4 separate regions of the Homo sapiens genome follow, and regions 1, 2 and 3 are each linked to region 4. A link is a contact called in ENCODE Hi-C or POLR2A ChIA-PET data. All regions are on one chromosome and are shown on one strand. The core of a region is the stretch at or near the end of the contact, and the rest is flanking DNA. Distances in the headings are between cores, read along the strand shown. Region 1 overlaps HDAC1 (histone deacetylase 1). Region 2 holds the start of HDAC1 (histone deacetylase 1). Region 3 overlaps ADGRB2 (adhesion G protein-coupled receptor B2). Region 4 holds the start of KHDRBS1 (KH RNA binding domain containing, signal transduction associated 1).

What was found. A loop is a pair of places that touch in the nucleus more often than their neighbours do. ChIA-PET counts read pairs that join two places held with the same protein, here RNA polymerase II (POLR2A). Pooled maps may share reads with other maps.
Region 1: a loop to region 4 is called in a pooled map, with 4 times the contacts of the local background. The contact joins the enhancer-like site here to the promoter of KHDRBS1 in region 4. A Hi-C loop is called at or near these places in 1 of 37 single-sample maps with no recorded cell type and 3 of 50 pooled maps. POLR2A ChIA-PET finds 5 or more read pairs at or near these places in 2 of 52 experiments (WTC11 and naive thymus-derived CD4-positive, alpha-beta T cell).
Region 2: a map of CD8-positive, alpha-beta T cell shows a loop between it and region 4 (5-fold over the local background). The contact joins the promoter of HDAC1 here to the promoter of KHDRBS1 in region 4. A Hi-C loop is called at or near these places in 1 of 168 maps with a recorded cell type or tissue (CD8-positive, alpha-beta T cell), 1 of 37 single-sample maps with no recorded cell type and 11 of 50 pooled maps. POLR2A ChIA-PET finds 5 or more read pairs at or near these places in 1 of 52 experiments (WTC11).
Region 3: a pooled map shows a loop between it and region 4 (2.3-fold over the local background). The contact joins the enhancer-like site here to the promoter of KHDRBS1 in region 4. A Hi-C loop is called at or near these places in 1 of 50 pooled maps. POLR2A ChIA-PET finds 5 or more read pairs at or near these places in 2 of 52 experiments (A673 and BJ).

The regions. Positions count from the first base shown.
Region 1 is chr1:32,315,505-32,318,312 of GRCh38, forward strand. It overlaps HDAC1 (histone deacetylase 1), which reads left to right. Exons shown (of 14, transcript NM_004964.3): 3 at 1,161-1,278. Among named protein-coding and RNA genes, the nearest start is that of MARCKSL1, 19 kb to the right of the region's middle. Within about 2 kb of position 1,432, at least 6 of the 41 ENCODE cell types and tissues checked have a DNase peak (open chromatin) inside an H3K27ac peak, as active enhancers do.
Region 2 is chr1:32,290,822-32,293,521 of GRCh38, forward strand. HDAC1 (histone deacetylase 1) reads left to right here and starts at 1,262. Exons shown (of 14, transcript NM_004964.3): 1 at 1,262-1,397. The coding sequence starts at 1,349. RefSeq lists a silencer at 976-1,385 and enhancers at 1,996-2,055, 2,127-2,700.
Region 3 is chr1:31,743,337-31,746,036 of GRCh38, forward strand. It overlaps ADGRB2 (adhesion G protein-coupled receptor B2), which reads right to left. Exons shown (of 33, transcript NM_001364857.2): 5 at 1,312-1,395; 6 at 857-1,021. Among named protein-coding and RNA genes, the nearest start is that of MIR4254, 14 kb to the right of the region's middle. RefSeq lists an enhancer at 1,433-1,482. Within about 2 kb of position 1,340, at least 3 of the 41 ENCODE cell types and tissues checked have a DNase peak (open chromatin) inside an H3K27ac peak, as active enhancers do.
Region 4 is chr1:32,012,504-32,015,203 of GRCh38, forward strand. KHDRBS1 (KH RNA binding domain containing, signal transduction associated 1) reads left to right here and starts at 1,365. Exons shown (of 9, transcript NM_006559.3): 1 at 1,365-1,874. The coding sequence starts at 1,493. RefSeq lists silencers at 1,574-1,783, 2,264-2,373 and an enhancer at 1,600-2,170.

The DNA.
Region 1 (2,808 bases), core at 182-2,681, 300 kb after region 4:
ACCACGTCCAGCTAATTTTTGTATTTTTAGTAGAGACCAGATTTCATCATATTGGTCAGGATGGTCTCGAACTTCTAACCTCAGGTGATCCACCCGCCTCAGCCTCCCAAAGTGCTGGGATTACAGGCGTGAGCCACTGCACTCGGCCAGTTTTATATAATAATAAGTAATAATTTTGTAGGCCGGGCGCAGTGGCTCATGCCTGTAATCCAGCACTTTGGGAGGCCGAGGAGGGCGGATCACCTGAGGTCAGGAGTTCGAGACCATCCTGACCAACATGGTAAAACCCCATCTCTACTAAAAATACAAAAATTAGCCAGCGTCGTGGTGGGCGCCTGTAATCCCAACTACTCGGGAGGCTGAGGCAGGAGAATCGCTTGAACCCAGGAGGCGAAGGTTGCAGTGAGTCGAGATCATGCCATTGCACTCCAGCCTGGGTGACAGAGTGAGACTCCGCCTCAAAACAAACAAACAAACAAAAAAAAACGAAAAAAAAGGTCGGGCTTGGTGGCTCATGCCTGTAATCTCAGCACTTTGGAAGGCCGAGGCGGGCGGATCACGAGGTCAGGAGATCAAGACCATCCTAGCTAACACGGTGAAACCCTGTCTCTACTAAAAATACAAAAAAAATTAGCCGGGCGTGGTGGTGGGCGTCTGTAGTCCCAGCTACTTGGAAGGCTGAGGCAGGAGAATGGCGTGAAGCCGGGAGGCGGAGCTTGCAGTGAGCCGAGATTGCGCCACTGCACTCTAGCCTGGGAGACAGAGCGAGACTCCGTCTCAAAAAAAAAAAGTAATAATTTTGTAAAGCACCTTACAGTTTACAAAGAGATTTAACAACCTCTTCCAATTCTCTCAACTTCCCTGTGTGGTCTATGTTGTCCCTGTTTAGTAAATGAGGAAATGGAGGTTCAAGAGACAGTAACTTGCCTAAGCAACAGAGCTTGAGCTGCTGTAGGTCTTCTGATACTCTGTCTCCTTTGATAATCTTGTTTGCCTAGTTAGATTGTAAATTTCTTGAAGCCTGAATCTAACCAGTTATTTCTTTTTATTCTTTATAGCACCTAGCTCCATGCTGCGCAGGAAATATAAATATTCAAACTAGATTGACTGGACTGGCCGTGGTCAAAAATAACTTGCCCTTTCTCCCTTCTGCCCTCTAGCGCCCTCACAAAGCCAATGCTGAGGAGATGACCAAGTACCACAGCGATGACTACATTAAATTCTTGCGCTCCATCCGTCCAGATAACATGTCGGAGTACAGCAAGCAGATGCAGAGATGTAAGTCCATTCTGTTCCCTCACACTCTGAAGCCGCCAGTTGCATCTCCCTTTCCACTGTAGAGGCCCATTCTGCCGTCCTCGCACCTCCCATTCAGTGGACACCTGATTTCCCCTACCTCCTAAAGGTGCCAGAGTGCTTTTTCCCCTCAAGTCGGATTTTTCATGTTTCCTGATTTGTAAACGATAGAGGTAGTACTTTTTCTGGTTATGTTCACAACACTGTCCCAAGAGTACTGTAATTATTGTAGTGGAAAAAGCACTGACCTGGGACGGGGAGACAATAGATACAGTAAAATTTAACTCTAACTCTCAGCTGAGTGGGCAAGTCACTTCCCCTCAGATTCTTCTTTTGTAAAGTGGGCTGGGCCACATGATCTCTGATTTCTGTCCAACTGTAACTGTTTTGACTTAGTGGGTATTAATTGAGAATTTAGAGGCCACTCAGGACAGATTCTAGATGGTGTAATCTTTGAGATGAGGTGATGCTGCCCCTGATCCCTTGGACTTGAACTTCAGAGCAGGTCCCATCTTGGAAGCCACGCTTAGTTTGTAGGAATCGTGGGAATTATTTTAGCTGTGAGGGGGAAAAAAAAAGTATTCAAATTTGGGACAAAACTATCATACCTGACTTCCCCCTTGTGTTATTTTAGAAATTATCTCTTAGCACCTAAGACTTCATATAGTATAACAGCACTGTCCAGAAGAAGTTTTGATTAACTTATGACAGCTTATATGGAAGTGTCAGAAAATATGCGGCACTTGTTTGTTGCTGCTGACCACAAGGTAGTCTTACTCCCAAGGAAGAAAGTTATTTATAACTATTATTACAACTAATAATAACTGTACAGTGGTATTGATGGCAGAACCACAGAGACCTTCCTTGAAGCATTAAGCTTCTTTGCTACCGACAACTCCAGGAGCTGCCAGCTGCTGTGAGTGAGGTGTTTGCTCTCTGAATTGCAGGGTCTTATTTCCCTCCAAGATGAGGCAAATTCATGCCTTTCCTGTAGATGGCTTTAGAGGTTTCCATAACCCATTTAGGCCAAGGATCAGGCTCTACTCTCAGCACAGTGGGCTCTCACTAGAGGAGCAACTTGCTATTAAAGTAAGAAAATAAGCTTTCATGTCTTAGTTTGAATCCTTGGTTTCCTAGCCCCTCTGGTGTTATTTCCCGCCCCTGCCACTTTTTTTTGAGACAGAGTTTCGCTCTTGTTGCCCAGGCTGGAGTGCAATGGGGCGATCTCTACTCACCACAACCTCCGTCTCCCGGCTTCAAGCGATTATCCTGCCTCAGCCTCCTGAGTAGCTGGGATTACAGGGATGTGCCACCACGCCCGGCTAATTTTGTATTTTTAGGTTTCTCCATGTTAGTCAGGCTGGTCTCAAACTCCCGACCTCAGGTGATATGCCAGCCTCGGCTTCCCCAAGTGCTGGGATTATAGGCCTGAGCCACTGTGCCCGACCTGTTTTCCCTCTTTAAGAGGAAGACAGGACAGGCACAGCGGTTCATGCCTGTAATCCTAGCACT
Region 2 (2,700 bases), core at 12-2,511, 280 kb after region 4:
CTGTTAATGCACAGAATAGCTTCCTACAAAAAAGCATTACCTGGCCCAAAATGTCATTAGCTACCAGGCTGAGAAACCTGCCCTCCTAGGCCGGGCGCTGTGGCTCACGCCCGTAATCTCAGCATATTGGGAGGCCGAGGTGGGCGGATCCTGAGGTCAGGAGTTCGAGACCACCTGGACCAACACGGAGAAACCCAGTCTCTACCAAAAATACAAAATTAGCCGGGCATGGTGGCACATGCTTGTAATCCCAGCTACTCGGGAGGCTGAGGCAGGAGAACCGCTTGAACACAGAGGCAGAGATTGTGGTGAGCCGAGATCACACCATTGCACTCCAGCCTGGGCAACTAGAGCGAAACTCTTGTCTCAAAAAAAAAAAAAAAAAAAAAAACAGGGAAAGAAAAGAAAGGAAACCTGCCCTCCTATCATAGGATAATCCCATTTCCTCCTGTCTAAAGAGACGCCTACTTAGTCATCCTGGGTGACTGCATCAGGGAGGTAGATTTTGGAGTCTGAAAGGCTGGGTTCTGTCACTTTGTTACAGTGCCTCTGGTGCAAAGAAAGCATTTTAAAAACCCTGTACAATTAAAAAATTGAATTTAATTACTTTGTGTAACTTTGAATAATTCACAGAAGTCTGAACTTCTTTATCCTGTCCTGTAAAATGGAGGTAAAAAGCCCTTGGCCGAGAGCTGTTTTGAGGAAAAACTGAAATAACATTGGTAAAGTGTCGCACAGTACTTGGCACACAGCAGCCCCTCGACAAACATTAGCTTTCTTTCCCTTTCTTGTCGGTTTCTTCCTCTCCAAACCCGCGTGTTGCTTTTCTTTTTAATTATTTTTCTGTAGCCCTCCTTTGCGGCCACAAACTCGCTTTCTAACCCAGGTTCAGCCCTTTTATTGGCTGAGTGACCTTGTGCAAGTCACTTTTCCCCTGTAGGCCTCGGTTTATTCTCCGTAAAATCAGAAAGTTGGCCTCCGATCTCCAAGCACGCTTTTCACGACGAAGTGGGACTGTTAAGTTTACAGAGCTGCTTTCCTCCCCCGGGACTGATGGTACGGTCCCCGGGCGGCTCCCCACCCATCTGTCGCAGACCTTGGTACAGGCCCAGGGGGCCCTCGGCGGCCTCTCCGGGCTGCCCTTGCCCCCTGCCGAGTTCCGGGCCCGTGTCTGCGCAAGCTGATTGGCTGGAGCGGTGCCCGGGCTGCGCGGCTATAGGTGAGCCCAGGAGGGGACGGGCGGGGCGGGCCGGAGGCCCGCCCCCTCCCCCCTGGGTCGGACGCTGAGCGGAGCCGCGGGCGGGAGGGCGGACGGACCGACTGACGGTAGGGACGGGAGGCGAGCAAGATGGCGCAGACGCAGGGCACCCGGAGGAAAGTCTGTTACTACTACGACGGTGAGCACCGTCCTCGCGGCGGGGGCGGGGCCAGGCCGGGCCGGACCGGGAACCTGGAGGCTGAGGCTGGAGCGCCGATGGGAGGCTGCGGGAGGCTGAGGCGCTGGGGAGAGGCTCGGAGAGGAGGCTGCGAGGGGGAAGTCGAGGCTGAGGGAGGAGGCTGCGAGGAAGGGAGATCGAGGCTGAGACCAAGAGGGGATCGCGTGGGGGAAGCGTGAGGTAATCTTGATGGGAAGATTCTGAGGAAGTCTGATGTGGAGAGTTTGAGTGGGACTCCTAGAGGGGAGGGTGCGTCGGAGCGGGGAGGCTGAATCTGATGGAGACGGCTGCAAGGATACATTTTCTTGCCGAGAACCCAAAGCTCTTCCCTGCCCCGTCCCTTCCTCATCTTTTCTGGGGGAAGAGTCCTGCACGACTGGTTGCCCGCCTCCCCTCCCCCAGCCTCTGAGCGGGGCCTGCGGTTGCTACTGCGACGTGGGGCGCCAGGGGTTGCAAGGAGAAGGATGCAACCTGTTAAAACAGACTTCTCACTTAATCTCTCAAGCAGGTTACTGTGTTCGAGGAAGTGTTGAGGGGCTGGGGCCGTGGGGTTGATCGGGTCACCCTTCCCAGTGACCGAAGTTCTCTCCGTGTCAGAGCTCAGAGTGTTAGGGGAGCACAGAGAAGAGGCACCGAACTCCACCTGAGGAGTCAGCGAAGGAGGGGACATCTTAGTTAGGACCTGAAGAACAGGAGTTCTTAGCCAGGCACAGGGAAGGCAAAGATAACAGCAAGTTTCAGAGGCAAGAGAGAGGACAGGACCTTTGAAAAACAGGCATTTGGCCGGGCGTGGTGGCTCACGCCTGTAATCCCAGCACTTTGGGAGGCCGAGGCTGGTGGATCACCTGAGGTCAGGAGTTCGAGACCAGCCTGGCCAACATGGTGAAACCCCGTCTCTACTAAAAATACAAAATTAGCCGCGCATGGTGGTGTGCGCCTGTAATCCCAGCTACTCTGGAGCCTAAGGCAGGAGAATCCCTTAGAACCCGGGAGGCAGAGGTTGCAGTGAGCTGAGATCGTGCCACTGCACTCCAGCTTGGACAACAGAGCGAGGCTCTGTCTTAAAAAAAAAAAAAAAAAAAGATGTAAATAGGGACCGGACCATGAAGGGCTGGGCATGCTGTCCCAAGGAAGTTGGACTTTATTGAGGGCACTTGTGAGTGATTCAAGTTTTATGCAGGTTATTGACATCATCAGGTTTATACCTTAGAAATTAAAGTAATGGGGGCCAGGTGCAGTGGCTCACACCTCTCTAATCCCAGTA
Region 3 (2,700 bases), core at 90-2,589, 270 kb before region 4:
ATTCCACCCCTCCCCATCCCACCCACCCCTAGACCCAGAGCCTGAATACAACACAGCAGTCCGGGGGCAAGAGAAGCGCCCTTCCCAGCCCCAAGCGCACAGACACACAAATAAACATGAACCTCTACATGGACACCGACACACCGAGCTCACACGCTGGAACACAGCTTTGCCCCAGGCCTTTGCAAACTCCTGCCATACCCCCAGGTACCAAGAGCCCTTCCCAGGTAGGCCCTGCTCTAAATCCACAGCACCACTGGCATGGCCTAGGCCTCACTTCACCCACTCAGGGAGCAAGGAGCAGGACTGGCTGAGGCTACCCTGCCCTTGCCGTCTCAAGCAAGCACATGCATTTCCTTAACAACTACACACTCAACTGAGGGAGGCTTAGGGGAGGCTCCCTTGAGAGGGGGTGTCCAAAGGAAGGAGGGGAAGGTCAGGGAAGTGGCGTTTGTCTTAGATCTTGAAAGACAGGCTGAATTTGAATAGCCAAGGTCAGGGAGAAAGGATAGGACAAGAATCAGCAAATGCAGGGAGGTGGGAAAGTGCGCAAGCTACTGATATGGCCAGAGCGGAGTGGGTAAAAACACGAGCCTTGGTTACCAGGATGCAGGCACTGGGGGAATGATGTGCCCAGAACCGGGCCCAGTAGCATGGGCCCTGGTCTGATCCATCTGTGCCCCCAGTGCCCTGCACCGGGCTGGCATGGTACGCAGAGTTGGGCATGGTGTGGGGAACAGCCACATTTGTTGAATGAAAGGAGGAGGCAACCAACCATTTTGGAGATTAATCTGCCCAAGTCCCAGGCAGGACCTAACCCTGCAGGCAGGTGGGGTGGGGAGGAGGATGGGCCTACCTGGGCAGGTGGCTGAATTGTTGCAGGGCCTGGTCTCCCGCAGGGGCCCGCTGCACAGGGTCCCATAGGGGGAGGACACACAGGAGCGGGTCCGCACCTGCAGACCCTGCCCACACGTCAGGGAACACACGCTCCACGGGGACCACTCCTCAGCCGCCGGGTCGCCTACGAGAGAGGGACAGCGTCGGCGGCAGGGGGCACCTCCCAAGCACTCAGTCTCATAGGGATAGGGGGAGTGGCAGTAAGGTGGGGGCAGGCATCAGAGGGCTCCTCCTACCCTGACCCCAAGTAACAGGCTCTTCAGGAGGCCACCCAGCCCTTCCCACAAGCTTCATGTGGCACAGACGCGACTGAACTGCAGGACAGAGACAGACAGGCACACACCAAGCACACACACCACCAGACGCACACAGTCGGGCCCCCGCCGCAGAGGAAGGGAGGCGGGCCCGAGTTACCTGTCTGCGCCATGTATAGCCCAGGCTCATCTGCAGACCTCGGCCACTGGGTTTTCACTTTCGGTTCCTCTTCCGGCTCCTCACCTGGAACACGGAGGTGGTGGCAGGGGCTCAGCAAAGGCCAGCTAGGTTCTGTTACAGTGGCACAGTGAAGGCAGCCTTCCTTGCCCTCCGCCTGAGGGCCTGGAACCAACTGCATGATGCTCTCTCAGGATCACATTCTGCCCTCTGCCCCACCACCACTATTTCACAGACAAGGAAACTGAGGTTCAGAAGGCTACACAGGACTAGGCCCTGACCTCACAGTCATCTTTTCCACCTCTTGCCTCAGCCAGATGTGGGGGAGATTTAAGGGGCATGGCTGCCCATATGAAAGAGCTCTGGGAATGCTTCTGTGCCAAGTGCGGCCCATAACCCTCTCCTTTAGTCCTCTCACTGGAAAGAAGAACCATCATCTCTGTTTACAGATGAGGAAACTGAGGGCTAGACAGGGGAAGTGCCTTGTCCAAGAGCACACAGCTGCATTTGCTCCTCCATTGTACTGACTCCTAGGGGCTGAAAAAACATCCAAGCTGAGCTGCTGCAACCCTGGCCCCGAGCCTATCTCTGAGATACAGTTCATGCTCCCCAAGCAGCACTGGACTGTGACCTGGAGGCACAGGTCAGAATGCCACTCCTCTGAGACCCAAGGGGCCTAGGACAAGTGCCCACATCCAACAGACCTTTCTCCTGCTGGCCCTGAGGCCAGGAGAACAGCAGGTGCTCGAGGAGGCCAGGCTACCTTGACCCTGGCCCCACCAGGCTCTCAGCTGCCCTGATTTATGTGTCTGGGCTAGGCCTTGGAAGCACTACCAGCCCTGGTGGCTTCCATTCTCCAAAGCCTGGCCCTCCTGCACAGACATGAGCTCATCAGGGCCCTCTCCCACAATGGGGTGTCAGGGAGGGGCAGACATGGGCACAGAAGGGAAAGGCCCAGCAGCCTCTGCATGAGCAGGTGGGACTGGAAGAGCCTTTGAGGATGGGCTCACCCCATGCTATCCCCAGACTATTAGGTGCTCCTCTCCCCCACCTCCAGGCTCCTTCCTATCTCTAAAAGCCAGCAGTACTGGACAGGCACGCTGAGTGTGAAGGGACCCACCAGGGCTGCCTCTTCCTGCCCCCTGCTGCCCAGCCCGGGCTCTGCAGCTGAGAGGAAGCTCTTTCTCACCAAGCATGAGGAGCAGCCACCCTGAGCAAATCTGCTGCTGGGGGCTCAGAACTGCCACCCAGCCCAGCCTCTGGTCTCATCCACTCTGGGGCCTTTCCCTCCACGTCAGTCACCAGCCCCAGGGCCTGATCCACATGATCCCTGAAATTTCTCCATCTCTGAAACCTGGACTCCCAGAAGAG
Region 4 (2,700 bases), core at 115-2,614:
TTTATTGTAGAGATGAGGTCTCATTATATTGTCCAGGCTGCTCTCGAACTCCTAGCCTCAAGTAATCCTCCCACCTAGGCCTCCCAAAGTGCTGGGATTACAGGCATAAGCCACCGCACCGGTCCCCAAAGACTTTTGAAAAGTGTGGGCTCATTAGGAGAACTAATCCAGAAGGAAAAGAGATGGGAGTGAGTGCTTTAAATGGAAGAAGAAAATAATCTGCGGAGGGAAGGGAAAGTTAGAGAGGGCACCAGGCTTTTGATGGCTTATGGGACAAGTAGGGACCTAAGGCTCCACTTGCATATAGCACACCAGGATGTGGAGAACGTCGTAGGCGACTGTCCACTATGTACCTTGCCTTTGAGAGTAGTGGCAAGGGTCTCTTTGAGCAAGTCTGGAGTGGTAGAAGAAGCCATCCTAATGATGCAACCAACGTGGATTAAGGATCTGGTCTCTACCTCACTTTTTGAAGGAAGAAACACTTAATTGGCAATAATGACGGCGAAACAAAACAAACACAATTCAGAAAAAGCAGTAAAATATGTAAAAAGAGCTAAAATGCTGCTTAAGATTTCCCGTACCAACAATGTCAACCGTTTTAGAACCGACTGGAATATATGTAATACTGGAAATATATATACTGGAAACAACTTCTTGTGTTCCCTGATGTCTGGGACCCTTTTCTTTGCTAGACTTCAGATCTCTGATCTGAACCATCCCTCTTAGTTCAAGTACTCCAATCGCCTTCAGTGTTTCCACCAAGCCGTCCTTCCTCAATTTCTCCCTCCAGGTTTCCCTTCCCCAACTTTCCCCCTGCATCAGACTCTCCCTCAGCCTTCCTTTCTCCCTGTGCAGTCTGTCTCACTCCTGTCTTCCTCCCCAGGCGGTCTCAATTCTCTCTCCCTCCCCTTTCCGTGACCCTCTCGGCAGTCTTTTACTTCCTTACTTCGGTGACCGCCCCCCACCCCACTCCCCACAGCCTCCCTCCACTGCTCAGCCGTTGGAGAGGGCGTGGCCCCGCGAGTAACAGGTCTCCCGCCCCACACTCCGCGGGCCCGCGCGCAGACAAAGACATTCCACAGCTCCCGCCCCCTCCACGCCAGAAAGGGGAGGAGACACGTGTTCCGCTAGCGCCGAGTCACGTGGAAAACGAAACGAACGGAGCCCACTGCCTCCCGCGCATGCGCATCAAGCTCTGGCCTGGCGGGAGCGGAGGGAAAGCCAGAGTCGGGAGGCGACTTCTCGGACGCCGCGGCGGTGCGCAGGCGCCGTGGCCGGACTGGGGACTTTGTTCTCCGCGGAGAAACCCAAGGGCGGTGCCGGTGGCTGGCTGCGCACGCGCGCCGCCTCATTTCCGGTGCTCTCTCTCGCTGGGTCGCTCGGGTCGGCTTCGGTCGCTACCGCTCCCGCTCTGCCACCCCCGCCAACCGCCGCTCGGGCCTCCGTCGCTGCCGCGTCGCTTTCTCGCTCCTTGGATCGCACATCCTCCCAGATGCAGCGCCGGGACGACCCCGCCGCGCGCATGAGCCGGTCTTCGGGCCGTAGCGGCTCCATGGACCCCTCCGGTGCCCACCCCTCGGTGCGTCAGACGCCGTCTCGGCAGCCGCCGCTGCCTCACCGGTCCCGGGGAGGCGGAGGGGGATCCCGCGGGGGCGCCCGGGCCTCGCCCGCCACGCAGCCGCCACCGCTGCTGCCGCCCTCGGCCACGGGTCCCGACGCGACAGTGGGCGGGCCAGCGCCGACCCCGCTGCTGCCCCCCTCGGCCACAGCCTCGGTCAAGATGGAGCCAGAGAACAAGTACCTGCCCGAACTCATGGCCGAGAAGGACTCGCTCGACCCGTCCTTCACTCACGCCATGCAGCTGCTGACGGCAGGTAAGGGGGCCTCCCGTGTCCCTCTGGGTCGCCCGGCCATCCCGGGCATGAGTGGCCCTGGCTTTGTTCCTCTCGCTTCCCGCCCCCTCGGGACCGAGGCAGTCGGGAGTTCCGGTCTCATCCTCATTTTTGGGAGCCTGGATTCCACATTCCCACCTCAGCCCGGAGTGCGTGGGAGAATTTCTAGGCTGCAGTGGAGGCCCGAAGGCGACTTTGCGATCCCCTAGCGCTAATGTCTTGATGGATAGTGCTGAGCTCCCCGCCCCTTTCCCGACTCTTCCCTCCTCCCTCCTCTTGCGGCTGCCGGGCGCGCAGATTCTTCCAGAAATGAACCTTCATTTCCCCCTTTCCCTGAAGGGAAACCCTTTTTGATCGCGGGTGGCGATGAGCGCCTCGACCGAGGTGTAGGAGGTGAAGACAGCCAGAGCGGGGAGGGACCGTGGGAGGAAGGGCCGAGGTGAGGTGGGGTGAGGCTGGAATGCCCTGTCCAGTGCCTTGCTGTCGCTGGGGCCGAGCCGGACTTAGCGGTAACCGCAGCTTAAGTTGCTGGGAGGAAGGAGCGATTTATGTGGATCGGAGCTTGAGGTTTCCGAATCAGATTTCCGACTAAGGCTGATAAAATAAGAATTGCTACTGAGCCATTTTACACCGTGTGTTCACTGTCGTTGAAGGAGTGAAGTAACCCTAGAGACAGTGAAATGGGACGATAGGGACTCCCGCGTAGTTCACATGACGTTTCCCAACGAGATGGACAGAAATTGAGAGAAGTTGCATGATGCTTGTACTGAAAGGCTTGGCCTTTTTGTTGCTGTTTTTTACATTTTTG